2 separate regions of the Homo sapiens genome follow, and region 1 is linked to region 2. A link is a loop called in an ENCODE intact Hi-C map of the cell type or tissue named here. Cell type or tissue: ascending aorta. All regions are shown on one strand. Each heading gives the region's core, and the rest is flanking DNA. Links, peaks and the distances in the headings are about the cores only. Region 1 has its middle 15 kb from the start of MIR4535. Region 2 overlaps TAFA5 (TAFA chemokine like family member 5).

Region 1 (15,165 bases), core at 3,345-11,344, 47 kb before region 2:
CAGTGACTGCCCGATGGGGGAGGGAGGGACAATCAAGGGCTCTGCTGATGAAACCCCAAATCCCCTAGTGCCATCCTTCAACCAGAGAGTAAACCAAGGCCCAGAGCAGCCCAGTGATGGCCAAGGCCGCAAGCCCAGGTGTCCACCCTAGAGATGGGCCCCTCTCCACACTGCCACAGCTTTCCGCAGTGGGGCCTGACATGGAGGGGTGAGCCCAGTTCTGTGCTCTGGGGGAGGCCTCTGCTTCAGCATGAACCATTATAGGGTTTGTGTGTGTGTGTGTGTGTGTGTGTGTAGTGTGGTATGTGTGGTGACTGTGTGGGGTGTGTGGGGTGTGACAAGTTGTATGTGGAGTGGTGTGTGGTGAGTGATGTGTGATGACTGGTTTGTGGTTTTTGTGTGGTGTGTGCTTGGTATGTGTGATGTATGCCGGTCTGTCTGTGTGGTTTGTGAGTGCGACATGTGGAATTGTGTTGTGTGTGTCTCTGTGTGTGTGTGTAATGCAGGGTTAGAGTTGGGGAGTATGAACCCTGAAAATCTAAGACAGGTCTCAGTTAATGTAGAAAGTTTATTTTGCCAAGGTTGAGGACGCATACCCTCGACACAGACTCAGGAGGTCCTGGTGCCCAGGGTGCTCAGAGCACAGTTTGGTTTTATGCATTTTAGGGAGATATGAGCCATCAATCACCATATGCAAGATGAACATTGGTTCAGCCTGGAAAGGTGGGACAACTCGAGGTGAAGGCGGGACAACTGGAAGCAGGGAGGGGGTCCTAGGCCACAGGTAAGTGAGAGACAATCGGTTGCATTATTTTGAGTTTCTGGTGAGCCTCTCCAAAGGAAGCAATCAGATAGGAGCAGGCGGTGACTTTACATAGAATGGGAGGCAGCTTTGCCCTGAGCAGTTCTCAGCTTGACTTTTCCCTTTAGCTTAGTGATTTGGGGGGGCCCAAGATGTATTTTCCTTTCACAGGGGTAGGGTGTAGCGTGGGGCTACGTGCGTGTGTGCCTGTGTGTATACATGTGTGTCTGTGTGGTTTATGTGATGTGTGGAAGCGTGGTGTGTATGTGTGTTTGTGACATGGGGTAGAGTTGGGGGTATGGTGTCACGTGGAGCTACATGCATTATGTGCATGTGTGCATGTATGTATGTGTGTGTGTCTGTGGCTTTCAAGTGTGATATGTGGAAGCGTGGTATGTATATGTGTTGGTGATATGGGCGTGGAGTTGGGGGCTGTGGTGTCGCATGGGGCTACATGCCTGTGTGCCTGTGTGCATGTGTGTATGTATGTGTGTCTGTGTGATGTGTGGAAGTGTGGTGTGTATGAGTGTGGGTGTGGAGTTGGGGCATGTGGTGTCACATGGGGTTACATAACTGTGTGTGTGTGTGCATATGTGTGTGCACATGGGCTTGTATGCATGTGTGTGGTGGGGATGATATGAGGCATGCACATGCGTGTCAGGGTCCACTGCTCCAGGAGACTGTGCCTCAGGTCCTGGCCCCCTCCTCAGTCCCTGGCCCAACTCTGCTGTGGAGGGACGTTCCGGCTCCATCCCATGACCCGGCTGAAGGACACCCAGACCCACACCACCCTCCCCGCTCCTTCCCTGCACTGTTCCCGCTTCCTTTGCTTCTTGCTCTATTTGCATGTCCTGGTCTGGAACCCTCAGCCCCAACTGAGACCCTCCTCAAAATGGGCGCTAGGATGGGACGGCCCCAGCCCACTCCCCTGAGTGGGGCCAGTGCCACGTGGAGCCTCCTTCACCTCCATGCCTGGGCTCAGGGGTTCTCTGCCAGAGGGGCTCCTCTCACCCTTCTGAGGCTGGGCACCCCACCCTCCCTGTTCAGCCAAGACGCCGTCCTCCAGCCACCTGTGTCTGCTGGCACTGACCACCATGAGGCATCTCTGTCATGCCAGTTCTAGGCAGGTGCCGTGGCCACACGGCTCACCTCGCTCCACCTGGGTTGGAACTCTGAGGGGTCTGCAAAGTGAAGGTGCAGGGGAGATGGGAACACCCCGTTGCTCAGCACCAGACACCAGGAGCGTCCTGAGCCTGCCTGCCTCAGGTGGGTTCCCCAGGAGACAGATTTGCATTCGAGGAGTTTGTGGGGCTTGCCTTTGGGGTCTTGCCTGTGGGGAAGCACAGGAGGGAGGCCTGGGCTGAGGGGGGCACTCAGCTGTGATTCAGGAGCCAGGGAAGCTGTGAGTCCCACAGGGAGTGCTGGAACTGCATCCCCGGCAGAGCTGGCCCACCCTGAGGCACGAAGGTATGGCCGTTACCCAGATCAACCAGCCACTGGATGCGTGGGCTGCCCTGGGAGAGGGCACACCCCTGGATGTGGCAACCATCTCTTCCCAGGAGGGCAATTCCCAAAGAGCAGCTCGGCTGGGAGCCGTCACCACCGCCGCTCCCGGCTGCTGCAGGAAAGAAGGGTCTCCCTCCCCACGGGAGTCCCTGGGCGTGCACCCTCCACCCACAGGGCTTCTCAGGGTCTCCTGTTGCAATTGACGGGTCTGGGGCAGCTCCCCATGTGGCATCAAAACTGGAAGGGAGGAAGGAGTCAGACAGACTCGGGTGGGTGACCTGGGACCCTGCTACAAATGGAATGTTTGTGACCCCTCAAAACTCTTCCCTTGTCACCTAATCCCCAGTAGGATGGTATTTGGAGATGGGGCCTTTGAGAGGTGATGAGGCCAAGAGATTAGTGCCCTAACACATGAGACCCCAGAGAGCTGCAGTCCCCCCTAACATATGAGGACACAGGGAGGCGGCACCGTCTCTGAGGAATGAGCCCTGGCCAGCACCTTGACCTGAACTTCCCAGCCTGCAGAACTTCCAGAAGCAACTTTCTGTTGTTTACAAGCCCCCAGTTTGTGTTATCTTGTTATAGCAGCCCGGAGAGGCTAAGACCGCGCCCAGCCTGTTCTTCCCGGAGGCCAGGGTCTCCAGCACCCACCTCCTCCAGGAGCAGGGTCAGCCACCCCTGCCATGAGCCAAACTCTTATCCTTGCCTGCTGGGCCCTGGGAGCAGGGCGCCTAAAGACACGGGTGAAAGTCGATTGGGATATGTGCGGAACTGTTTATTCTTAGAAACAGGACCTCCAACCTGCCAAGCATGTATTTGTGGGAACAGAAAGCAAAATCACCCAAGCAGACCACTGAGCAGGATCACAAGTGGGAATCCTAGCCACGCCTGGGGCCCCGGACCCGTGTATTCTACGCATGAGAGGAACGGTGGTGACTCATGGTCATCCACTTAGGATGTGCACACAGTTCCTACTGCACGGTTTTGTTAAACAACGTCGGTCTCCAACAGCATGGGTGGGATTGCAGGTACCAGGGCTATCAACCCTGATAATGGCACAGAGCACAGACTGTGCCGCCCAATCTCCCTCAACAAATCACAACACAGGTGTCTTGTGGGCACCATCATGGGGACCAATCACAGCGCTGCTTTCAACGCCGGCCTGTGATCCATGCCCAGGCACCTCTAGGTCGGTTCTCACACTGGCAGCCAAGCCTGTTGCACTGTCACCTCCCTGACCCCAGCGATCAGCGCCTGTGACATTTGACAAACACAGATGCTCCACGGAGGAGCTGCCCCACAGAGACGGGAGTGCAGCCAAGAGACAAAGTCACCGGGCATGAAATTACGCGGAGTAGCAGGAGAAACAGCTGAGCATGGGGTCCCAGGTTCATTCTGGCCACATCAGCCCTGTTTCCAGGAGTCCTGACCCCCGTCAACCCTGCACATGGACTTGTGCCTCCATGTGGACAAGCTCTGTCTCCAACTCCACGTCCCACTCATGGACCTGCCCCCTCGGGATGCAGCCCCACACAGGGTCCCTGGCCCCCGAGGCCTGCATCCTGGCCCCGAAGCTCCTTCAGGGAGAGCTCCCTCCCTCCCTTTAAGATCCACGATCGTCCTACAGGCTGACTTCCTGGGGTCTGGTGTCCAAGAGGGGAAGGCCTTGACCCTTGGACGGGGGTGCACCGTTGCCTTATTGAGGCCCTCCTTGGAGAATACATGGTCCTCCCTTGCATGACGTCAGACCTGCCCCTCATGGGATGAACCCCAACGTTAGGCAGCTCCCGGGGCATCAGACCCGCTCCTCATGGGATGAACCCCAACGTTAGGCAGCTCTGGGGCGCGCTGGCTTTGGGGCCTCCCCTTCAGCCCCGGGGCCCCACAGAAGCAGAGCGTCCCTCTCATGCCTGCTGGGACTAGGTAACTCCTGCTGGGGTCTCACTCTGATTCCAAATTGGTGGGTTGAGTTACGTCCCCTCCCAAAAATCACATGAAACTCCTAGCCCCTAGAACCTCAGAACAGGGGCCACATTCGGAACCACCACAGTGACACAGAAGCAACACTGGAACAAAAATAAAGGCCAATTAATTGTTCTGGAAGTGTGGAAACTTTGGAATCAAGTTATAGATTCAAGAGTCTCTGCAGATTCCAAGCAGAACAAATGTGAAAAAGCACCTATGAGGTAAGAATGTGGTCTTTATTCGGAAGTAGAGTACTTGCAGATGTAACTGGTTAAGATCCCAGAGGAGGGTGGCGCTAATTCAATGTGAGTGGTGTCCTCACACAAAGGGGACATTTGAGCACATACAGATGTACCCATACGGGAAAGGCCGCGTGAAGATGGAGACAGAGATGGGGGTGATGCTTCTACAGGCAAGGGGCCTCAGAGATCACCAGCAAACCCCAGAAGCTGGAGAGAGGCCTGGCACAGATGTCCCCTCACCGCTGCAGGAGGACCCCGCCCTGCCAACACCTCGATCTCAGAACCTGGAACTATGAGGTAATCAATTCCTGTTGTTGAAACTGTCCAGCCTGTGGTATTTTTTTATAGACACTGCTGGACCAAACTTTTCTCCAGATAACAGAGAAGTGCCCAAGTGTGTCTCATCCTGGGAGGAGCACATGGCTGTGTGAGAGTGCCGTCCTTGAAGGAACCAACCCACTGGAAGTGTAAAGCATCTGCTCCCTATGAAGCTCTCTGAACTCCTACTGCAAGGCCTCAGCACACCATGCAGGTGAGTCCGGAACACACAACCGCCCGTGCCTGCCAGGCAGCTGTGCTCCTCTTGGCTCACTGTTAAGAGTGTCCTAGAGCCAGCAGCCCCTCAGTGCCAGGGCTCGGGAACTGGGGCCAACATGAAAGAAAGAGCAACCATTAGGCCAGGTGCAGTGGCTCATGCCTGTAATCCCAGCACTTTGGGAGGCCGAGATGGATGGATCACCTGAGGTCAGGAGTTCAAGACCAGCATGGCCAACATGGCACAACCCAGTCTCTACTAAAAATACAAAAATTAGCCGGGCGTGGTGGCATGCGCCTGTAGTCCCAGCTACTCGGGAGGCTGAAGCAGGAGAATCGCTTGAACCTGGGAGGAGGAGTTTGCTGTCAGCCGAGATCGTGCCACTGCACTCTAGCCTGGGTGACAGAGTGAGACTCCAAGGAAGGGAGGGAGGGAGCAACCATTAAAATAAACAGGTAAATAAATAAAATAGATAATAAAAATAGATAAAATAAATAAGATACCTTGATGTAACGTGCAATTCCCAAGGCATGCAAACTCCATCAGCCGATTGACCTGAGCACCCCTGTCTCCTCCAAAGCTCTCATCCCATAGACGCTCAGTCCACTCCCGTCCCTGCTCCAACTCCAAGGCCCTGATCCCCTGCGCCTGGAATGCAGACCAGGTGTTTGTATTTATTTGTAAGAGCCCAGGTGATTCTGAGGCCGCTGGGCTGGGAGGCACCATTCAGAGACCCAGGTGGTTCCTGACAGTAACAACCAAGAAACGAGAAGGCCCCCGTGGAATGGGAGAGCTTCACCCTGTCTGCCGCAGGCTTGTCCCCTGTTGAGGCTTTGTTCTCAGGTGCGGTTGCATCATTCTGAGGAATGCATTTCTCTATCCAAGTATGTTTCCATGAGAGTAAGTTTCTGGGGGAGTCTTTGCAACAAATGAACAAGGCAATAGCCCTGCTCACAGCCCTCATTGCAGTGAGTGAATTCACATGGCCTTAGTTTCAGGGTCCAGATCTCATGGGAGGCTCCACTCCAGCTCCCTCCCCAGCAGGATGAATCAGCTTGAGTCACTCCCACGCAACACCCACCCTGTGTCTCTGGCATGGCCCTCTCCAGGCATGAAGAGAAGGCAGATGGACGTTCACACTCCATTGTCCAGGTGCACCGGGACGGAGGGGCTCTGGATTCCACGCAATTAGGGGGATGTGGCATATTTCTGGCATAGGCTTTTCCAACCCCCACTCAACTAAGGACAGCTCAGAGCTCTCTCCCGAGCTCCTGAGAAAAGTTTTTAATTACTTGCTTGGCGTCTCCACCTGTTGTGTCATGGTCGCTCACATCCCACAGGTGGGAGGAAAAAAAATCAGCTTCTGCTCACAAAGCAGGCCTCCTGTGTTCGGCGTTTCAACTCCTGGCCTGGTCGTGGTATCATGGCCTCAAATTCATCCACCCACAGACCCGTTCCTAAAGAAATATTTGCAGAGTTCCTGCTATTTGCAGGCACTGTTCTAGGAGCTGGGGATACCATGAACAAGAGACACACAATTCAGAAACCTGAGCTCACACATCTGTCTATGTTGAGGCAGCTTATGTCAGACTCACCGTCCTGCCAAGAACAACTGTGATAGCTTGATGAAATTTCAAAAAGAAAAAAAAACAAAACACAGCTTGAAGACATCAGAGAGCAGCCCAGGCAGCCAGGATCTGAGAAGTTAAGAGCCTGCCCAGAACCTCCCCAGAGCCAATCCAGAACCTTCCCAGAAATGGGCACAGCTTGGGAGGCAGCCCCTCCCCGACACTGGCCACTGCTTTTTCTCCTTGGGGCAGCTTCTGTCCCACCCACAAGGGCAGGAAGATGAGAGAGTGCAGCCCAAGGCCTTGCCAGAGTCTCCCTGGGCTGGGACGAGAAAGTTGGAACTCAGGGCTCTCAGGATGCCAGGGTTGGGGTTTTAAAAATGCCAGGAATACTGCTGCAGTGTTCATGCAGATGCATGTTGCTTTTTGGTAGAAGGAGGAAGGGGCAGGGGTTGAAAAGCGAACTGTTGCATACTGTGCTCAGTAAGTGTGTGACAGGATCATTCATCCCTAACCTCAGCATCACACAGTATACCCAGATAATAAACCTGCACATGTAGCCCCTGAATCTAAAATAAAAGTTGAAAATAAATAAACATAAATAAAATAAAAATCCCAGCGAAGTAAGAACTGGAGGAAGTAGGCCTGGCATTCCACACACAGCATCCCCTCAAGGGTCCTGATCTCGAACTTAGATGCACCTGGATTCAAGGCTAAGAAAGCAAACGGAGTCAACAGTGAAGGAGGCTGGAAAGTTGAGTGGCGGTGTCAGCTGCCCTGCAAGGCTAAGGAAAAGAAGACTAGAGTTCCTGCACCTTACAGAGGGGGGCCCCCGCAAACAAACCAGGCCGCTAGCAGAGCTCTGGTGAGGCTGAGCCCCAAGACTGGGCATAGGGAAGAAATGGGTCAGTCCTGCAGTTGCCTCCAAGGTATCTGCTCCTATCTGACTCCCGTGCTGGGTGGGCGTGGATTCCATCCTTTCCCAGGAAGAGGGTCCTCAAGGAAGCCTCTGAAGTCTCTCATGCAACATGTTCAACTGTCAATAAAATAATTACCAGGCATTCTCGGAGACAGGACCAAATGAGCAGAAACTACGAGCAAAACAAAAACTGACTTAGGAGTGATTCAGAGTTTGGAGTCTTTCAATATCTTAGTTAAAATAACTACTAATAATACAGACCAGAAAATAGCTGAAAAATGAAAACTTTCTGAGAGAACTGGAAATGAACCAAAATTGTCAAACGGAAACTGCAAAATTTTAAAGTGAAATAATTAAAATTAAATATTCACTCTATGGGCTTAGCAGCAGATGACGTAGAGCAGAAGAGAGAACATTGAAATGGGAGAGAAGGCAGTAGAGCCTGTCTAGATGAACACACGGCAGGTAAAAGGATAGAAAGGCAGGAAAGAATGGGGGAGATACGTGGGGTGACGGTGAATGTGTAATTGCACCCATACAAGGGCAGAGAATAACGGGCACAGAAGCAGTCTTGGAAAAAAAGAAAGGCCAGTTCATTTTTTTAGAAGTGTGGAAACTTTGGAATCAAGTTATAGATTCAAACATGTCTGCAGATTCCAAGCAAAGCAAATGTGAAAAGCTCCCCCAAGGACTGAGAAGACAAAGCAAAAAATTCTAAGAGCAGCTAGAAATGTAAAAAGTGCATGCGCACACGCACACGCACGCACACACACACGCACACACGCACATACACGCCCAGACATGCACGCACACACACGCACGCACACGCACACACGCACACGCACGCGCACACGCAGGCACGCACCCACGCACGCGCACACGCACACAAGGACACACGCGCACACACGCACATACACGCGCACACTCACGCCCACGCACACACGCACACGGACACACACGCACGCACACGCGCACACACACGCACACACACTATAAGGAATCAACAGGGAAACACAGCTTACTTTAAAAGGAAACAAAAAACGATAAAAAGATGGAAGACAGTAGAACGGTGTCTTTAGAATGCTGAGAGAAAATTGCCAACTTGGAACTCCATAGTAAAATATCTGTAATAAAAGCGAAAAAAAATTTTTGATAAAAACTGAGAAGATGGATTCACTGCAAGCAGAGGCATCCTGTAAGAAGCCATCCAGGTATTGCTAGACGCACGGTGATATGGGAGGAACACTGCACAGGGAAGTGAGAATATATGAGTCTATCTAAATAAACGTCATTTTTTTTCAAAATAATAGTAATAATGTGTAGCTGGGTTAAATTTTTGGTAAATTTAACAAGACTATCAGAAAGGGTGAAGGAAGAGAGTAAATATCGAAGAAGTGTTTTAAAATCCTTGCACTAACTTGGAAATGGTAAAAGAAATAAATGTAGACACGAAATGTAGCAAAGGTAATTTTTAATCTCTGGGGTAACTAAAAGAATACTTAAAGATGTAAAATTGAGACTGATAGGAGAGAAATAGGAAATACAATTATTAATTAATCAAAAAGAAGCCAAAAATGGGAAAAAAAGAAAAAAAATCAGAATGGACAAATAAAAAACTAGAGGAAAGACAATAAATTTGAAGAGAAATACATCAATATGTATCTTCAAAGAGACAAGGACACCCCCTCTCTGCATTCTGTTCAATGTTGCCCTGGAGCTCCCCAGCCAGGGCAGCTGTACCCCCTGTGTGTGAGTATAAATGTGTATTTTACATATGCGATTAGAAAGGATAAGTAACATTTTATTTTTTCACTATAAACATTATTATATATGTGGAATATGAAAAAGAATCTGTAGATAAACTAGAGGAACTATTAAGTAAATCTATGTTCAATGTGAATAATTCTATTACTACCTACCAGCAAAAAAATGAGAAATAATGAAAATGTTAAATGATTCTATTTACACGGGCACTGGGTGTGTACAGGATCACTGCAGGCTCAAAGCGAGTACGACAGCAGCATTTTAAGATTGGGAGGGGACACTGGGAGACACAGATGCAGACACACATGGAAGGCACTGTGTAAAGACACAGAACACATAGAGGGGAGATGACCAGAGGCAGAGGCGAAGCGATGCTCCCACCAGCCAAGGAATGCTGGGGGCCGCGAGAAGTTGGAAGAGGCAAGGAGTGTTCCCACCCTGGAGGCTTCAGAGGGTGCTTGGCCCTGCTGACAACTTGATTCAGGACATCTGCCTTCCAAAACAGAGAGAATCGATTTCTGTTGTTTTAATCCGTCGGGTGATTCATTACTGCAGCCCTAGGAAACGTCCTGTCCACCAAAGCTTTGTGCAGAGCACGCAGCCCGGCAATCGAACTCCTAGAAACAGATGCAAAAGAAATGCATGAAGTGATGACAAAAGAATTCATCCATCACGCCTGTAATCCCAGCACTTTGGGAGGCCAAGGTGGGCGGATCATGAGGTCAGGAGATCGAGACCATCCTGGCTAACACGGTGAAACCCCATTTCTACTAAAAATACAAAAAATTAGCCAGGCGAGGTGGCGGATGCCTGTAGTCCCAGCTACTCAGGAGGCTGAGGCAGGAGAATGGCGTGAACCCAGGAGGCGGAGCTTGCAGTGAGCTGAGATTGCGCCACTGCACTCCAGCCTGGGCGACAGAACGAGACTTCGTCTCAAAACAAACAAACAAACAAACAAACAAACAAACAAACAAAGAATTCATCCAGGATCATGCATAGCAGCACTGATTTCAACACAATCTCAACAGAATGAATGAAAACTTCAGTATGCCATGAAATGTTACCTTGTAAGGAACACGATTAGAGCTGTTCCTTACACACACAGATGAACTTCACATAGCGTTGAGCAGGAGACAGACATGAAAGAGAAGCTGCTTTATAATTGCACGTAAACAACATTTAGGAGGAGGCAGAACTAAACTAGGCGTTCGAGATCAGGACACTGCTGACCTACATGGGAGGTGCCATCTGGGAAGGAGGAAGACGAGCCATTGGGGGCTGGAAATGGTCACTCCCATTCAGCCGTTACATGGGTGTGTTTCCTCCCAGAAATTCATCCGGCCAGGACCTATTATCAAGGCCTAGGAATGGGTCATTCCATTGACTGCGTTATTCTTGGGTTAAATATTTTCACACAAAATAATCAGAGGCCCCAAAAGCTCCTCAAACCTACCTCACTCCACTCTCCACACGGTCCACCTCTTGTTTACGATACCTCTCAAAAATCTAACCTGCAGGTAAAATGAAAAACATCGCAAAGCTTCTAGAAAGAAACAGGAGGAAATCAAGATGGCTTTGTGCTTGGTGATGAGTTTTTAGATATGACACTGAAAACACAGACCTTGAAGGCAAAAAAGCCTTAGACTTTATTCAGATGAAACCTCTGCTCTGTGAACGATGCTGGGAGGATGCTGAAGACAAGCTGCACGCTGGGAGGAAACATTTGCAAAACACATCTCTGGTAAAGAGCTTGTACCAAAATATACAAAGAATTCTTGAAATTCAACAATAAGGGAACAACCCAGTTAAAAAGTGGGCCAAAGAACTGAAGACATGCCTCACGGAAGAATATATACAGAGGGCAAATAAGCACACAAAGGAATCCTCAGGATCAGTGGTCATTAAGATATTGCCAATTTAAACAGTAATGTGATCCCACTGCACACCTATTAGAATGGTTCACAGCTGAAACCCTGACAACACCCAATGCAGGCAAGAAGGCAGAGCCAGGCGACCTCTGGTCCATTGCTGGAGCACTAGCAAAATGGCACAGCCATTCAGGAAGAGAGCTTGACAGTTTCTTGGGAAGTTAAATATAGTCTCACCATATGATCCACCAATCACACTCCCACATATTTATCCAACTGATTTGAATACTTATGTCTACACAAAAACCTACATGCAAATATTTATAGCCATTTTATCCATAATCTCCAAAAACTGAAAGCAACCAAAATGTCATTCAAAAGGTAACTAGATAAACAAATGACGGTCCTTTCACACAACGGAACATAATTAGTGACAGAGATGAGCTACCAAGCCATGCAGAGAGAGGAAGGAATCACCAATGCTTGCACCTTGAGTGCATATTTTTCATGTGAAAAAAGTCAGTCCAAAAATGGCTACTCACACTCTGTGATAACAATATTTTCAAGCATGTGAGAAAAGGCAAAACTATAGAGATAGTAAAAAGACCAGCGGTCACCAGAGATTGGAAGGGGAGGGAGGAGGGCTGGACAATGAAACAGCAAGGACTCTTAGGGCAGTGAAACTATTCTGCATGATGCTGTCATGGGGGAGCATATGACACTGTGCATTTGTTATAACAGGTTTGGATCATAATTCCCAAAAGATGCAATCCCAAACTCCATAATCTTGAATGTTGAAATCCCAAAAGATCAAAATCTCTAAACGAAAGTTGGGAAAATTTAATAGGGAACACTCAAGTCACTGTTTATCAGGTCACAGAACAATTTCAAAAGAGGAGCAGCAATACCATATAGAAAATTAACGTAGGCCGGGCACAGTGGCTCATGCCTGTGATCTCAACACTGTGGGAGGCCGAGGCGGGTGGATCGCTTGAGCTCAGGAGTTCAAGACCAGCCTGGCCAAACATGGTGAAACCCCGTCTCTACTAAAAATACAAAAATTAGTCAGGTGTGGTGGTGGCGCCTGTAATCCCAGCTACTCGGGAGGCTGAGTCAGGAGAAGAATCGCTTGAACCCGAGAGGTGGAGGTTGCAGTGAGCCAAGATCAAGTCACTGCATTCCAACCTGGTGGACAGAATGAGACTCTGTCTCAGAATAAAAAAAAAAAAAAGAATGTGAACTTTCTTGGCAGAGAGAGTCATATCCTGAGAGGGAAAAAAAGCAGCTTTTCATTTATCATGCAAGACTCCAAAATATAGTTAATGGTCGTGAACAAGGGCCAGCTCTTATGGACACCTTCGTGCAATTGCCTGTAATCCATCCCTGTAATATACGTTTCATACGTCAAATTTTGTTTTTAGTTTTATTTTAACTTATTTAGTTTGTTTTTACTATTTTAAGTGGTCAGATTTTTTTTCTTACAATTTCCTGTGCTATGAATTTTATCATTTCCGCATCATTTCCAATACTGGAGGTGTAAATTGTGCTGAGACTTTACAGTTCTAATTATTTTATGCCTTTTTTTTTTTTGCAAATTTGACTCTACAAAAGCACATTATCATAATATTGACATTTTCTATAAGTATTGCCCACGTACGTACAAACTTTGAAACTTCCTCAGTAAATGGAGAGATGTCTTTTTTGTACATCCGCATGTATGAAAAATGAAATTTCTTGGGATCTCGGCTCTTTGGTCACCATCATGGTGACCCGTCACGGTTTTTGACAGAACTTCTCAAAATACTTAGGTTGTTCCTTGCAGTATCTCAGATGACTGCAGTTAGTGAGCTGGGTGCTAACAATTACCAGCCATTGTGGTATGTGTTTATACATTTCCCTTTTCCACCAGTTTCTTTTCTTTCCTTTTTTTTAAAGATGAGGTTTCACTCTGTCACTCAGGCTGGAGTGCAGTGGCGTGATCCTAGCTCAATGGATCCTCCTGCCTCAGCTTCCCGAGTGGCTGGATGGCAGGTGTGAGCCACCTGTCCTGTTTCCATCACAGACACAGCTCATCTTTTCTTTCTTTATTTTTGAAGGGGAGTCTTGCTCTGTCTCCCAGGCTGGAGTGCAGTGGTGCAATCTTGGCTCACTGCAAGCTCCACTTCCTGGGTTCACACCATTGTCCTGCCTCAGCCTCCCGAGTAGTTGGGACTACAGGCACCCGCCACCACGCCCGGCTAATTTTTTTGTATTTTTAGTAGAGACAGGTTTTGCCATGTTGGCCAAGCTGGTCTTGAACTCCTGACTTTGTGATCCACCCTCCTCGGCCTCCCAAAGTGCTGGAATGACAGGCATGAGCCACCATACCCGGCCAGCTCATCTTCTTATAACTGTTATGGCCATGTGTCTGTCCTTAGTTTACTGAGTGTTTATGCTTGCAAAAATACGTATGTGATTATTGCCTATTTTATTTTGTAAAGTGGCCTATAAAGGCCACTTTTTGATTCCACTTTTAAGTGGAATGGATTGTTTTAGATTCCACTTATAAGTGAGAAAATGTGGCTGGGAGTGGTGGCTCACGCCTGTAATCACAGCACTTTGGGAGGCCAAGGTGGACAGATCACAAGGACAGGAGATCAAGACCATCCTGGCTAACGTGGTGAAACCCCATCTCTACTAAAAATACAAAAAATTAGCCAGGCGTGGTGGCGGACACCTGTAGTCCCAGCTACTTGGGAGGCTGAGGCAGAAGAATGGCGTGAACCCAGGAGGCGGAGCTTGCAGTGAGCTGAGATTGCACCACTGCACTCCAGCCTGGGTGACAGAGCGAGACTCTGCCTCAAAAAAATAAAAAAATAAAAAATAAGTGAGAAAATGTGGTATTTGTCCTTCTGTGCCTGGCTTTTTTCATTTAGCCTAATGTCTTCCAGATCAATCCATGTTGTCACAAAATACAGAACACTTCTCTTTTAAGGCTTAATAGTATTCTATTTTATGTGTCTGTGTGTGTATATATATAAAATATATGTGTGTGTGTCTATATATGTGTGTCTATATATTATATGTGTGTATATATAATATGTGTGTATATATTATATATGTGTGTATGTGTGTATATATAAATATGTGTGTATATATAAAATATGTGTGTATATATATGTGTGTATATATTATATATGTGTTATATAAAATATGTGTATATGTGTATATATATGTATATATAATATATGTGTATATATAATATATGTATATATAATATATATGTGTATATATAATATATGTATATATAATATATATGTGTATATATATGTATATATGTGTATATATAATATATATATGTGTGTGTATATATGTGTGTATATATAATCTCTATGTGTATATATGTGTGTGTGTCTATATATTATATGTGTGTATATATGTGTGTATATATTATATATGTGTGTATATATGTGTGTATATATGTGTGTATGTGTGTATATATAAAATATGTGTGTATATATAATATATATGTGTGTATATATTATATATGTGTTATATATAATATATGTGTGTATATGTGTATATATATGTATATATAATATATATGTATATATAATATATGTATATATAATATATATGTGTATATATAATATATGTATATAATATATATGTGTATATATAATATATATGTGTGTATGTCTGTATATATGTGTGTATATATAAATAATCTTTATGTGTATATATATGTGTGTGTGTGTGTATATATATATATAAAACGTTTCTTAATCCATTCATTCATTGAGAAACTCTTAGGTTGACTCCATAACTTGTCTATTGTAAATAATGCTGCCAAAACAAAACATAACAACAACAAAAATAGACAAATGGGATTATATCAAACTATAAGGCTTCTGCACAGCCACAGAAACAATTAACAGTCAAAAGACAACCTGTGGATAGGGAGAAAATATTTGCAAGCTGTACATCTAAATACGGGGTTAATACCCAAAATGTATA
Region 2 (15,165 bases), core at 2,533-10,532:
CTGTGGCATCTAAAACACTAGGCAGGGGAGGACGCAGGCAATGCAGGACCCTGGGGTGGGGAACATGGGCAGTGTGGGACCCTGGGGGGACCTCGGGCAGTGAAGGACCCTGGGGGGACCTCGGGCAGAGAAGGAGGACCTGAGTGGGGATGCGGGCAGTGCAGGACCCTGGGGTGGGGACATGGGCAGTACAGGACCCTGGGGGGGACCTCAGGAAGTGAAGGAGGACCTGAGGGGGGATGTGGGCAGTGCAGGACCCGGGCGGGGGGAACACGGGCAGTGCAGAACCCAAGGGGGGACAGGGGCAGTGCAGGACCTGGGGACACTGGGTGGGCTCCAACGGTCCCAGGACAGCCTGCCTCAGCTGCCTTCCGACAGGCGCTCTGGGCATGACCTTGAGGGCTGCTTGACCTTGGGGGTTCCTTGACCTTGGGGACCACTCCCCATTCCTGAGGGCTCCTTAAACTCAGGAATCCTTCAGGGTTCCTCCCTGGACCCTTGACTCAGAAAGTGCTCAGTACATGAGGGTGCTGGTGAAAATAAGCACACAGATGCGCGCACACACACACGTGCGCACACACATGCACACACATATGCACACACGTGCACACACATATGCACATCCGCACATGCACACACGTGTACACACATGCACACACGTGCACACACATCCGTACATGCACACACGTGTACACACATGCACACATGTGTACACACATACACACCCATATGCACACACACTGCACATGCACATAAACCACACAAACACACCACAGGCACACACACATTCACACGCACACACTCGCTCTCCGACAGGGCCCTTCGGCCTGCTCCCTGCTGCTGCTGGGTCATCCCTACCCATGCCAGCCCACTGCCTCCTGCCCTGTTCTTACCCACACGTGCCCCCATGTGGATCCATGCCCCTGGGAAGTGGATCCCATCCACAGTCTGAACTGGCCAGTCTGGAGGGGCACCTCACGGCTGAGACAGGGACGGCAGAAGGAAGACCCACATAGGAGGTGCCTACCCTGGCCCCAGGGCCTCAGGAGGGCAGAGGCTTGCGGGGTCTCCACTTTGTGATCTAGCAGCTGAGGCTCAGAGAAGCGATGTGTCCCAGGTCACAGACCTCACTAAGAGGGAGAGACAGAGCTTGGCCCAGACAGCATCTCTGAAGGCCAGCACTGAACGGGGAGCTGGGACAGGTTCCATGATGTGGGAGTGGCGGGCGAGCACCAGTGCCCAGGGTCACCCCTCAAGGGTGACACGGGGCCTGGGAAGGAAGTGCAAGGCTTCGATCAGGACCACGAGCACCTTTGCCTCGAGTGCTGGTCACCCTCCACCTCCTGACTCCTCGTGAGCTTGGCGAGGTTCTCTTTATTCTATCAATGGGGAAACTGAGGCTCGGAGAGGAAGCATGGCCGGCCTCAGGCCGTTGTGTGGAACGCCGCGCAGTGTGGCTTCCAGCCAGGCCTTCGTGACACTGCTCTACTGCCTGGGACAGAGAGGATGGAGACACTTGGCCCTGCCCCTTAGGTAGCAGTGGCCAGGACTGCCCCTAACCAAGGTCGTGCCCTTGGGGTGTGGCCTCTGCCTGCTCTTGTTGTCCTGCTGGGGCTGCACAGGGTGGCCAGTGGGGGCCCTGGGCAGAGGGTCCTGGGAGGCTGAGGACTATCTCTGAGTGTCTCATTTGCAGACTCCACTGGTGGCTCAGCTGGCCCAGGGCCCTGGGAAGGCGGCTCTCAGGCGCACAGGAGGCTGTGACCACCCCTAGAACACTAATGGATGGGGCCCATCTGTGGACATCCACACCTGCAAAGGGCTCTCCCCGGACCCTTCACCTTGGGGACGGAACCGGTTCTCTCCTTGGACGGGGCAGGTACTGCTCCCAGCAGCCTGAGTTAGGCGAGGCAGCGACCTCCTTCCCTCAGTGCATGGGGAGCAGAGGGAGCTTGGGCAGCCAGCGCTGAGGTTCCCGGTGCCTCCTGACCCAGGCAGCAGGGAGCTTCCTGGGAGGAACACCCCCAGGAGCCCGCATGGGGCTCATAGCAGGAGGACAGGCCAGGGTTCAGGCCCTTCTGCTCAGCCTCTGGGTATGGGGCTGCTCCTCAGGTATCAATGGTGGGGGCTGCTTTCCTCCCAGCACACTGACGCCTCTCCTCCCAGCTCTCACTGTGATACAGGAACGGGCTGGAGGCCCCTCTCCTGGCCAGGCTGCCCCATCCTGTCTCACTGTGCTGACCACAAAGCCACAGAATACATACTTCATGCCGTGCCTCTCCTCTGTGGGAGGGAACGGAGGACCCTCCAGCCCAGGCACCAGGGCACCCGATGGGGAAGAGGCCAGCCCAGGTGCTCCTGCAGCCACTGTAGCTCCGCCTCCTGCCCTCCCTCCCAGGAGAAACCCAGCCCCTTATGGGAAAAGCTGAGGCCTTGTCTGTCCACCTTGATGGCTCCAAAGACCAGTGACGTCTCCTTGGAAGGAAGCACAGACGGCCAGGCAGCCCGTGGCGCAGCCCCCCAGCCCAGCTGCCCAGTCCGAGATGCCCTATGGAAGAGCAGCTGGGGGGTACCTGGTGGTCCCACCCAGGTGGCCTCAGGTGTGGGCAGCAAGGAGGCTCTGGGCTCCAACCTGCTCTAAGTGGATGTCTCTGCAAAGGGGGTGCTTCAGACCTGGGCCTCCTTGGGGAGCTCTGTGTATGGCACCTGTGTGGGGCCAGCTCACGAGAACCTGGGGCCAGCCTCCCTACTGACAGCCTGGGCTTCCCCACCGGCCAGGGGAGGAATGAAGGAGAGCCGATGCCTGCCACACTCAGGCGGCCGCACGTCAGATCCGTGGAGGGACTCAGGGCGCAGTGTCTGTGTGGGGCAGCGATATTCAGGCAGGGATGACAGCCCCCCAGAGGGCTGCAGCCAGGCACTGCCCACTCGTCTGGGGCTGGGCTTCAGAGGCCATCCTTGTGGGTGCAGAAGAACCCAGGGGCTCACAGGCGGCACCGGCTATGCCGTGAGGGCTGCAGGCACTGTCTGCTCTGACCCTGGGGGTCCCTGTGCTGGCCCCAACCTGTCATCCCCACCAGCCTCACCAGCCACAGCCCCTCTCCCAGGACACCACGCCCAGGGAACAAAAGCCATGCTTATCAAAGGAGTTTTTCTTTATTTTTCATAATTTAGCTGAATCAACACAAAATTGAATACTGTAAAACAAGAAAAAAAAATATGCTGTAACATCTTAAATCTCCCGATCTCTGCCCTCGAAGGTGTCTACACTTGCTTTCAAAAGAAACAGGCGAGGGGGAGGCCGTGAGGACGCTGGCTGGCAGAGGCTGCCGGCCCGGGCCGCCGGAGCCGGGGCAGCTTGGGAAGGACCCTTTCCAGGCCCACCCCCTCTGTGATGACAAACCCAACCTCAGCCCCTTCTTTTAGTCCAGGATACAAATGCCTATAAATTTGTGGTGACTGAAAGGTAAATTATGTCCTCATGGATACCGGAACAGGTCTTAAATAAATGGATTTTCTTTCGTATCTTCAGTCTATGGTTGCTGGAACAGCTTCTATATAGTTATTTTTTTACGTTTTTTTTAGTAGGATAGAACTAGCATAATACTCATGTTAATTGGACTCATAGGTAGTATATACTTCAGCGGGAACTCAGGAAAATGAAGGAGGCTGGCGAACGACGGCCAGGGGAGAAAAACCAGAATTGTCGCTTATTCCTCGGCCCTGCCGGCCCCGCCTGCGCCTCTGCCCGGCGCGACTTTCTGGACCTAGTGACACGAAGACAGAGGACTTCTCAGAACGCGGGGACACAGGCGTGGGGAGAAGGGCCGTCAACTGGCCTCAAGGTCCGTGAGTGGCGAAAGGGGCAGGAAATGGGAAACAAAACCCATTGGAAGAAGCATGTTCAAGATATTGTACGCTCAAGTGTTGACCAATACAGGGACCAGAGAGGGAATCAGGAGCCAAGCCTGGCCCGCAGCGAGGGGAACCCGGCCTCCCCGGGCACGACCGACACATCCGGGACGCCGACGCCACGGTCCTCCGCACGCTTCTCCCAGAGTCCCGCCTTCCGTGCCTGGCACCCCGGGGTCCGCGGGGCACCACCTCCCCGCCGTGTCCCACCCCCAGAGTCTTCAGAAACACACGGGGCTCGGCCCGACTCTCAGGACGGCCGGGACTGCCACGTTAATTGTTAAATAGGATTTTCTACAAATATACAACATATAAAAACTGTTAAATATATAACTTTAGGCTTTGCAAAATACATTTAATGATCTCTTTCAAACAAGTGTTACTCGAGTTTTCTTTGCTTTCTGGAGCTAAATGGGGTATCGATGAGGCAGCAGTCACGGGAGACCCAACATGCTCTTGGCAGATACTGGATTATCCAACTATCAAAAATGGAGCTGTAGAAGAGGCATGTTTAACTGGTTAAAACAGAAAGGGATTTTAGTACGGTCAAGTTGATCTAAGTACAGAGGAATAAAGCGGCCTGCGTTCCCGGCGTCTGCGTGGGGGCCGTCGCTGCCTCCCGCAGGTGTGCCACGGCCTCCGCGCAGCCGAAGCCCGTCCTCCGAGGGTGCGCGGGGTGCTCCTGGGGTGGAGGCCTCCACCACGGCCGCCCTCTCCGCTCCGCCGGGGCCACCAGCATGTCTCTGCCACCATTGCCCTCCCGCCCGCACAAGCGACCCCAGGGACCCTGACAGTGAGGGTGCGTCCAGGTTCAGATAGATTTTGCTCTTTGGTCTATGGAGTATACTGAAAGTATAAGAAAATAAAAGCAATTCGGACAGTCTGGGGCACGGGAGGAGGCCGCTTCTGTGCCTGACAGTCCCCTGGGGCAGGCGTCGTGTCTCAGGCGGGCTGGGCTGCAGCCTTCTGTGGCTGCCGGAGCTGCCTCCTCCTCCTCCTCCTCTGAGGACAGCAGGGCCAACGCCACGGTCGGCGGGGGCTGGGCGCGGCCGGGCTCCCACAGACTGCGTATTGCTGATGCCAGGTGCCGCCCCCCGCCTATGTGTCTGAGTCCGGCCTCCTCGGGTCGGCTGGACAGACCGAAGCTCAGGATGCCAAGGCCTGAGGCCGTCCTTCACGGACCACAGGGAAACGGAGTGGGCGGGCGGCAGAGAACGGGTGAAGTCCGAGGCGAGTGGAGAACTGTGGCTGAGACGTGGGCTCTCCAGGGAGCCAAGGCCACTCCCGGGGCCCCTCAGGGGCTGTGTTTGTCAGGAGACCTGAGGAGCAAAGAGAGAGAGAGGGTGAGCCTCCTGCAGACGCTGCCCAGGGCCACAGGGAACACAGGCTCCTCTTCCCTCCCCGGCTCCTGCCAGCCGGCCTCCTGGAGGGCCTGAAACGAAGAGCTCATCCTCAGTGCTGTGAGGGACATCCAGGCCACCAGACAGTGCCCCCAAATCCCCACCCTTCCTTGTGTCTCGGGAGAGTGGGGCGCCCTCTGTGCACGACCTGGAGGGGCTGTCAGCCTCGGCCAGAGGCCTTCCCACCCCACTTGCCGGCTTCCTTCCTCTATGCAGCCATATCACTTTGCCACTCCACAGCTCAAGAACCATCTGTGGCTCCCTATTCCCTGTATCCAATTCAAACCCCTCCCAGCTTCCTGGGCCTCTGAGGCCACAGACTGCAGAGCTCACCCAGAATGGTCGCTGCAGGCTGGGGGACCTGGCCGCACCCCCACCACGGAGCCACCCTCCCCTGGCCATCCACGCCGGGCCTCTACAGGTCTGTGTGCCATTCCCGTGGCTGCCCAATCAAATGACCACATACTGGGGGATGGGGATCTGAAAGAGCAGTTAGTTCTTCTTGCCCAGACTCAAGGTGTGGACAGGGCCTGTTCCTGCTGGAGGATCTGAGGGAGGGTCCACTCCAGGCCCCCTAGGGGTTTCTGGTGCTCCAAGCAATCCTCAGTGCTCCTTGCCCGGGAGACGCATCGTCCTGATCTCTGCCTCCATCCTCACACGGTCCCCATGTCGACACAGACCCTGTCCCATCTGGCCCCGGGAGTATTCTCTTCAACAGGAGGCAGAGGCCCTGGGGCTCAGCTTCCCCCTGACACTCACCCTTTCCCTGGGCCCCAGGCAGCCCTGAGAATCTGCCCTTGAACCGACCTTGGCCAGGAAACTCATCATGGGACCCTGGCCCTGCTGAAAGTTCTGAGCCCACCCTGATGCTGTCTCCTGGGCGGGCACCTCCAGGCACCTGCCCACCTGGGTTAGGCCTCATCTGCCTTGTGTTAAATTCCTTACTCAGCCAGGGGCGGTGATGATGAGGGTCTCGCAACTGCAGGGCCTCCCCAAATCCCAGGTTCCGTCAGGGCCAGGGGTCATCTCCAGCACCCTGGCCAGCTGCGGTTCCTGAGCTCCTGGGCGCCAGTCACTGCTCTGGGAACGACCTTGCCGTCACCTTGTCATAGCCTCGTCTACCCAACGGGGCTGTGGGATTAGAACCCACACTCAACAGGACCTGAGGCTCAGGGGTGAGGGGACCTGCCCCGGGGACAGAACAGCCCCATGGCACACCTTTGAGACAGGGAGCCTCAGACGCCTTCCCAACCTGGCTTCCTGGAGCTGCCACCACGGCCGTTCTGCCTGTGGCCCAGCCAGCCCTCTCTGCCTGTGGACACTTGTGGCCTGGGTCACAGCTGGTGTGTCTCCTCACTGCACCCCTGGGGCCTGGAAAGGAAGCTGGCTCTGAGCTCCCCTCTGCTGGGTCCACGGGCGCTCGGTCATCCACAGTCCAAGGCCAAGGCCTGTGTCCTGCAGTCTGCAGCCGTTGTTCCAGAACCCAGTCCCCAGAGGGCTCAGAATTGGCCCCAGAGTGAGCTTGCCATCACACCGGGCTGTGGATGCCCAACAAGCTGGCATGAACGGTGTGGTCCCTAGCTGCCTGCTTCACCTGCGGGCACCTGATGCTTGGCCCACACAAGCCTTTCCATCAGGAGTGACCGGAGGGCGTGGTCCTGAGCCTGTGGAGCGCGTGTTCAGCTTACATAAGAGGTTTACCCTGTGCTCAGACACAAACAACAGAACCAAACCTCCCAGCTCCATTCATCCAGGTAAATGATACTTTCTCTTCCTCACTAGAAGTTTCCATCTGACGTTAAGGTCAGGAGGAGCCTGCTGTATGAAGGAACACGCTATTCTTTTTTTTTTTTTTTTTTTTTAGACAGAGTCTTGCTCTGCTACCCAGGCTGAAGTACAGTGGTGCGATCTCGGCTCACCGCAACCTCTGCCTCCCCCGTTCAAGTGATCCTCCTGCCTCAGCCTCCTGAGAAGCTGGGACTACAGGCATGCGCCTCCATGCCGGGCTAATTTTTATATTTTTAGTAGAGATGGACTTTCACCATGTTGGCTGGGCTGGTCTCAAACTCCTGACCTCAGGTGATCCGCTCACCTTGGCCTCTCAAAGTGCTGGGATTACAGGCATGAGCCACTGTGCCTGGCCAGAACACGCTGTCCTGAATGGAGCCCATACTAAAGGTTCCAGTAAACAGTAAGAAGAAAGCAGCAAGACAGCGTGAAGACCATGGTGCCACCTCCACGGACCCCTGGGACGAGGGACACTGTATCTTGGGAAAAACCCAAGTGGAATCAGGGAGGCCACTCTGGAAATACATACCGAATCCCAGCCATGTTCAGGAAGCCTTTGGCTTCTTTCCTGGGGCTGCTCCCTGAAGGTGCAGAGCCAGGTCACAACCAAGGCCCCAACGCTTCCTGCACCCCAAGGCCAGGTCCACGAGAAGGGCTGGAGCGGCTGTGGTTGGTTGCTGCTGTTCAAATCACCATGCAGAACATCAGGGACTCAGGCTACAGGGCATTCATTCTAGCAATCCCAGCAGGCGTCCTGAGCTGCAGCAGGTCATCTTCACAGGGAACCTTCTCCAGTCCCAGGGCCCCTTAGTTCTTAGGCTGAGCAGCAAAGTGCATTAGGGCAGGGCAGGGCCGGGCGGGAATGGTGACACCATGGTGGCCTCCAGTCCTGTTGGCTCATGGTGTCCACTCCCCTGCCCTCCGCCCTCCTAGCCTGTGAACCACTCCTTCCTGGGCTCCAGGGCGTTGAGCCCACTCTGTAGGGTATGGGCGAGGGTCCTACTGGAAGGGAGGTGCTGGCCACCAGCCTCCTGAGGACATGGGGGTCCGGTACCCATCAGGCTGGTGAGCTGCCTGAGGATGGCTGCCGGGGTGGGACGGGGAGCTCAGCAGGCACCAGGCCCCAGGGGTGCGGAGCAGGCTGACCCTCTGCTGAGGAAGCAGGCTGCCATCCCAATCCACCCTGATGACAGGTGACGAGGCCCCTCCGGCTTCTGTCCTGTAACAAGGCTGGACTAGGCTGCCACCTGGTAGGAGGCCAAGCTAGAACCCCTCTTCCCAGGGCGGGGCACACCTCCCGGGTCCGAATGCTGCAGCAGCAATTACTATCTGAACATCCACTTACTCTCTGAGCGTCCCCCTGTGCCTCAGTTTCTCCATGTGTAAACACACACCCACTTCCTGAGTTAGTGCTATGGCTTGAAGAGATCTAATAGAGCCAGCACCACGTGAGCATCTCTCTTTTTTTTCTTTAACAAGACGGGGTCTGGCCTTGTCACCCAGGCTGGAGTGCAGTGGTGCGATTGCAGCTCACTGCAGCCTTGAACTCCTGGGCTCAAGCCATCCTCCCACCTCAGCCTCCTGAGCAACTGGGACCACAGGCACGTGCCACCATGTCCAGCTGATGTCAATGTCTCTTATGTTGAAAATGAGAGTGACGGGTGACTGGGGTGTCTGCCTGCCTGACGAGTGGGGTGCTTCCTGAACGGCACGGGGTGGAGGCCAGCCTGAAAGCCCAGAATGCCCTGGACGACTTCACTGAGAGCAGAAAGACAACACCGAGAAGGGCCAGGCCCAGTGCCAGCCAGAAACCACAAGGACAGGGGCCGGAGGCGACCAAGCTACTCAGCCCAGGCGGATCCTGGGGACACACGCCCTTTCCTTGAATGGACGCTGAATGTGCCCCAGTGAGGGACACAAGGACCCCAGCCCATCGCTGTCTCCTGGAGGCTGCATCCTGTGTGTGCAGCTCACACACCTCTCTCCCCGGGACAGTGTGCCCCTGCGGGTCTCACAGGTGGCAGCTCCCGCTCTCACGCAGGAGCTCAGCTCACCGGCCCGCCCTCCTCTGACGCGTGTGTGGTGAAGCGAGGCCTCTCAGGACCTTCCTTCCCGTGGTGCTGCCAGGAGAGGTGCCTGACACCAAGCTCCAGCCTGTGGGACCAGGGGCAGAAGAGCCACGGTTTATATGAAATCTTTGGGCCGGTGCTGACACCTCCCGGGCCCCCTCCAAGTACCCACGTGGACCACAGTGGACAGAAGAGGCATCTGACAGGAGGCACCGCTGCTGCCCCAGATGAACAGTCATCAGCTGAGACTGAAGACGGAGTGAATTCTAGGACCTCAGGTAACTCCTGTAACGCCAAAATACAGGGCTGAGCCATTGAACACTATGTCATGTGTGTGCTCAGGGTGAACCCCGGACAGGCCAGCTGCCGACGACAAAGCCGTGTGTGCCCATGCTCAGGGTGAACCCCGGACAGGCCAGCCGCCAACGACAAAGCCGTGTGTGCCCATGCTCAGGGTGAACCCCGGGCAGGCCAGCCGCCGACGACAAAGCCGTGTGTGCCCATGCTCAGGGTGAACCCCGGGCAGGCCAGCCGCCGACGACAAAGCCGTTGTGTGCCCATGCTCAGGGTGAACCCTGGACAGGCCAGCCGCCGACGACAAAGCTGTTGTGTGCCAATGCTCAGGGTGAACCCCGGACAGGCCAGCCGCCGCCGACAAAGCCGTGTGTGCCAATGCTCAGGGTGAACCCTGGACAGGCCAGCTGCCGATGACAAAGCTGTGCCCTGTGCAATGAGCCTGCTCCACCAAAGAGCCAGGACTGGGTAGCAGACTCGGGTTCAGGGCTCAGGGCTGCTGAGACACCCTCACAGGCTAATGGTCCCAGGGATGAGACAGAACCCACTCCTGCCGGGCGCAGTGGCTCACGCCCGTAATCCCAGCACTTTGGGAGGCCAAGGCAGGTGGATCACCTGAGGTCAGGAGTTCGAGACCATCCTGACTAACACGGTGAAACCCCGTCTCTACTAAAAGTACAAAAGCAGGCCATGGTGGTGCATGTCTGTAATCTCAGCTACTCGGGAGGCTGAGGCAGGAGAATCGCTTGAACCTGGTAGGCAGAGGTTGCAGTGAGCCGAGATCGTGCCACTGCACTCCAGCCTGGGCAACAAGAGTGAAAACTCTGTCTCAAAAAAAATAAAGAAAAGAAAAAAAGGAACCCGCCCCCTGCCTCCCAGGGCTGCGGAAGCACAGAGAAAAAGATGTTCGTAAAGGTGCTCTGGAAATGTAAGAAACCACCCAAGTTAGGACCGTGTCGCCGGAAGAGCACACAGGTTTAGCACCGCTCTCTAACGAGGAGGCTGTGTCTGCAGAGCGACTTTGCCGAGTGCCCTGCAAAGCCCATTTCCCCAAGGCTGCAGGGCTGAGGGAATCAGTGGGGGCTCTACAACTTGACTGGGACCCGGCTCCAATCCCACGAACCACACGGGTCATGGCCTGGGGAGGGCCACCAGGTATCGATGCCTCCAGGCCTTCCCTGCTCGCCACACCGCTCCAGCCTTCATCTCACGAGACTCCAAAAACATCTCCTTTTCAGGAGGTGAAGCTGCCCAAGGGTGGCCCTCATCTGGGGTCACCAGAGAACCACAGTCTGTGGCCCCCACCTTGGAGCCTGAGTCAGCCACCCTCTACAGAGCGATGCTCAACGCACAGGGCCCAGAGCTCCCCTCGGTCTCCTTGATCCCACCAAGAAATGTCAGGGACTAAGGGCCATCATGGAGCCAGCATCGTCCTTAGGGCCAGCCCCTTCCTCACGGCCGAAGACACACATTCTGGGAACGAGGCCACCCCCGTGCCGTGGGGCTGCACAAGTGCAGGGTTCAGGGATGACTCCATCTCGACAGAACAGCCTTGGCAGGCGCAACTCGGAGCTTCCCCGACGGCAAACCCAGCCCTAGGACTGAAACTACGCAGAAAAATTAACAAGTAAAATCCCCCAAACTCATCACGACTGGTGTGATCACTGAAGCCAGACACAGTGCCCCAGGCCACCAAGCAACACTCGGCTGCTGTAGGGCAGGTGGGGGCATCGGCTGAGGAATGTGCGGACGGATCATCTGTTTATCTGTCAAACATTTATCCATCTGCCATAAACAAGGCACCTGACTCAGGAGGGCGGCAAAGACGAATGCAGGCAGGGTTCTTTCCCTCAGGGTAGAGGAGCTCCCCCAACACAGCTGGGCTGGCAGATTGGACATCAGAGACGTCAGCGCCTCGGCTGCCCACGGCGGGGCCCAGCTCCCCCACAGTCCGCTCCTGGCCGTGGTACGCCGGAATGAGGACGCACCTGGCAGCCCTCCCCCTCCTCCATGAGCTCAGGAATGAAGACTGTGCTGTACTAGACTTAGTCCTCTGTTGAGGCTGAACTGTGTTCTACAGTAACAGACATGAAGATCCTGACCCCATACCTGTGCATGGGGTCTTACTTGGCAGCAGGTTCTAGCAGATGTGATCGAGTTAGAATGGGGTCGTATCAGATTAGGGTGGATACCACTCCCTTACAGGGAGAAGGAAATCTGGACTCAGGGCAAACACACAGAGCAGCAGGCCCCATGCAGACAGAGACAGAGGCGGGAGCCACGCAGCCACAGCGGCTGCAAGAGGCAGGGAGGACCCTCTGCTGGAGCCTCCCAAGGGAGCACGGCCCAGCAGACACCGTGACCACAGACGTCTGGACCCCCGAACCGGAAGAATGGCAGGAGGAGGCAGGGAGGACCCTCTGCTGCTGCCTCCTGCGGGAGCACGGCCCAGCAGACACTGTGACCACAGACGTCTGGACCCAGAACAGTGAGAACGGGTTTCATGGTTTGAAGCCACCGGGTGTGTGGCATTTTGTTCCAGCGGCTCCCGGAGACTCACACAGCTTGGACACTGTGCCTGACCCGAGTGAGTCCTGGGGATGTTGACTGGAATCCGGGGGCTGCTGAGCCTGCGTCCCAGGGCTGGGCTGAGGGCGGGGCCAGGCAGCATTGCCCCAACATGTCCGCACTGTGGGGGCCCCGCGTGTGGGCTGCATGGAGGCAGCAGAGGGCCCTCCTCACACCGTCAGTCCCTTGGGCTTCATCGCACCTGAGCTCCCAGCTGGGGACTCAGCCCCGCTGAGCACCCCAGGCCATCTCTCCTCTTCTAATACACCATGCTGCCCAGTCCACCATAATGCCTGCTCCACTGTGCTGCCGGCTTCACCACACCACCCGGCCCACCACGTCGCCTGGTCCATCACACTGCCCGGTCTACCACGTTGCCTGGTCCACCATGCGGCCCGGTCTACCACGTTGCCTGGTCCACCATGCGGCCCGGTCCACCATGTCGCCTGGTCCATCACGCTGCCCAGTCTACCACGTTGCCTGGTCCACCATGCGGCCGGGTCCACCACGTCGCCTGGTCTGCCACGCCACCGGGTCCACCACAACGCCCGCTCCACTGCGCCGCCAGCTCCGCCACACAGCACCACCCGCTCCACCCGTCTCCTGCCCCACCTGCTCTGGCTGGGCTCTTGCTGTGTTAATGTGGGCTCTGACTAAAACTGTGCTTGACTCTGCTGTCTGTGTCCTCCGCTGTGAAGCAGGTTTCTCAACACCAGGACCATCCTCGTGGGGGTCAGTTCTTTTCCCGAACCTGGCAGGGGCCCCGTGCACCTGTGCCTGGTGAAGGATGAGGGGCCTGTGGGGTGGGGCAGGGCTGTGCCTGGTGAAGGATGAGGGGCCTGTGGGGTGGGGCAGGGCTGTGCCTGGTGAAGGATGAGGGGGCCTGTGGGGTTGGGCAGGGGAGCCGGTGCAGCCAGACCCCTCCAGAGCCTGGCAGGTGCCCCGACCTCCCACAGCCTCCCAGCTGGAGCCTCTGGGAGCCCCAGTTTCCCCGTCTGTAACACGGGATAGGAACAGTGTTTACCCCCAACCATGGGGTTCTTAACAAAAAACTGTTTAATTTCAAGAGTTCAGCCTAAGAGAGAATGCAGGGCACTTTTTCTATTGCAGAGTATAACTCAGAATAAAGAAGAAAAGCCACAGCGACCTTCCTCATCAGCTTCTACAAGCGTTCATCCAGAAGGCTGCCGTGTTATTGCTGGAGCTGCTGTAACCAGGTACCCCAGACTGGATGGCTTGAACAAAGGACATTCGCTGTCTGCAGCCCAGGAGGCTGGACGTCTGGGATCCACAGGTGCGGCAAGGCTGGCTTCTGAGGCCCCTCTCCTCGGCGTGCAGATGGCATCTCTGAGTCTGCACAGGCTCAGCCCTGTGTGTGTCTGTGTCCTCACCTCCTCTTCTTAGAAAGACAGGGTTCTCTTGAATCAGGACCCTGGACCCCAAGGATCCCACTTAAGCTTCTCTCCTTTAAGGCCCTATCTCCAAATACATTCAGACTGGGGGTCAGTGCTTAAATGTATAGATTTGGGGGATGCCGTTCAGTCCAAAAGAGCTGCTGAGGGGCTGACCTGTGGACTCAGGGACTTGAGGACTCTCTCTGAAGTTCACATGCAGAAAATGCCTAGAGTCCCGCCACCTTCCCCTCCACGCCCGACGCAGGAGGTGCTGGGGAACATGCCGGGTGACTCCCAAGGTGCCCAGATGGGACCCAGCGGTGAGGACGGTTCCAGCTTTGCAGGGAGGGACCCAGGGGTGAGGACGGCTCCACCTTCGCAGGGTGGGACCCAGCGGTGAGGACGACTCCGGCTTCGCAGTGTGGGAACGGGGGGCAGGATCTGGGCTGGGCAGCTCACCAAGGGGCTGGGGTGGAATCACGGACTCCTCACTTCCCAGAGCCTCATTTTCTCCATCTGTGCGGATAAGGACCACAGCCAGGGTGGTGGGAACACCCAGAGTCCAACACAACAGCGCTGTGAGCGCACCTCGGGGACGCTGGGTCTCCACTTCCTACATCCTCGGGGACGTTGGGTCTCCACTTCCTACAGGGATGACGCAGCCTCCCTGAGCGCTGACTCGGGGCCCTGCGAGGAGGCAGATGGGACCTGCGGCCATGTTCTCATCACTGCTGCCATTTCTAAGGCTGTTTACCTGGCACAGTCCCAGGGTTCTCAGGGGTGAGGGCGGGGGGTCACTGAGCTCCCCTGAGAACAGGGCAATTGTGAGGCCTGCCGGGGGCATGTCCTCAGCACGGTGCCTGCAGACCCTGCGAGGCCACATCGCAGCCACCACATCTCTGTGAACTGCCCCCAACACCAGGGCTGGGCTCTCGTGTGTGAATCTCCATCAGGGGTGGACACGTGACATGCTGAGCCCATCTGCTCTCTCTGGAATCTGTCCCTGGCTGAGAGTGTGGGCCAGTGACGGTGCTGGACCTTCGCTGAGACGGTTCTGAAGCCACGACGCTGCCACGTGCTTCCACGTTAGGAAGGAGACAGTACGAGGCAGATCCGCCAACTGAGGCCGGGGCACAGCTCCATCCCTGCCCCCCTGGTAAGCCCACTTTTGCTCACTAAGCAGTGGGAAATGGTTACTATTCCTTGCAACCAGAGAGTGAAGGCTATTGCTGTGTCTTATCTGCAAACACACAGGGAGGGGCCGGAGTCTGGAGGCTCTGTGAGTCCTCAGAGCCACGCAGCCAATGCGGGGAGGCTGGCTCTGCGACCAGCTCGTCTGCCCCAGGGCCCCCGCTCCTGCAGCCACCTCCTGCCCTGCCGTCCTCCCAGCCAGGGAGGCCACACCCAGCAGGGTGGGGTATAGGCTTCTCCTTGGGGCTCCTAGTTAGCAAAGTCACTGTTGGGTCCTGTTAGGAAAAGCCTCGAGCATCCATTCACCCTCTCCAGGGTTGGAGGAGAGGGGCCTGCAGCGTGAGCTCCTCCCTGTGCTAATTAAGGACAAGCCAGCTGGGATGGGCATGGGCAGCAGTGTCCAGGAGGATGGGCACTTGGTGGGTTCTAAGGAATCAGCACATCCGGACACCGATCAGACTCCCACTTAGAAAGCCGACCTGCAGTCCTGGACAGTTGAGGGTGCAGGGCCCCCAGAGCTTCTGCTGACTCAACGTCCTGACGGCCAGATTG

The links. Peaks named below come from ENCODE experiments on the same cell type or tissue, not always from the same donor. Only the 100,000 strongest peaks of a DNase experiment are listed, where the experiment ranks them.
Region 1: it touches region 2 in a loop (2.3-fold over the local background); 4 of 110 quality-filtered maps call a loop at or near these places.

Annotation. Positions count from the first base shown.
Region 1 is chr22:48,787,420-48,802,584 of GRCh38, reverse strand. No RefSeq gene overlaps it. Among named protein-coding and RNA genes, the nearest start is that of MIR4535, 15 kb to the right of the region's middle. RefSeq lists an enhancer at 5,601-6,522. In ascending aorta, for the core only: no CTCF peak of the experiment used is centred there; no DNase peak of the experiment used is centred there.
Region 2 is chr22:48,739,902-48,755,066 of GRCh38, reverse strand. It overlaps TAFA5 (TAFA chemokine like family member 5), which reads right to left. Exons shown (of 4, transcript NM_001082967.3): 4 at 3,135-5,228. The coding sequence ends at 5,220. Among named protein-coding and RNA genes, the nearest start is that of MIR4535, 33 kb to the left of the region's middle. In ascending aorta, for the core only: no CTCF peak of the experiment used is centred there; a DNase peak (open chromatin) is centred at 6,676.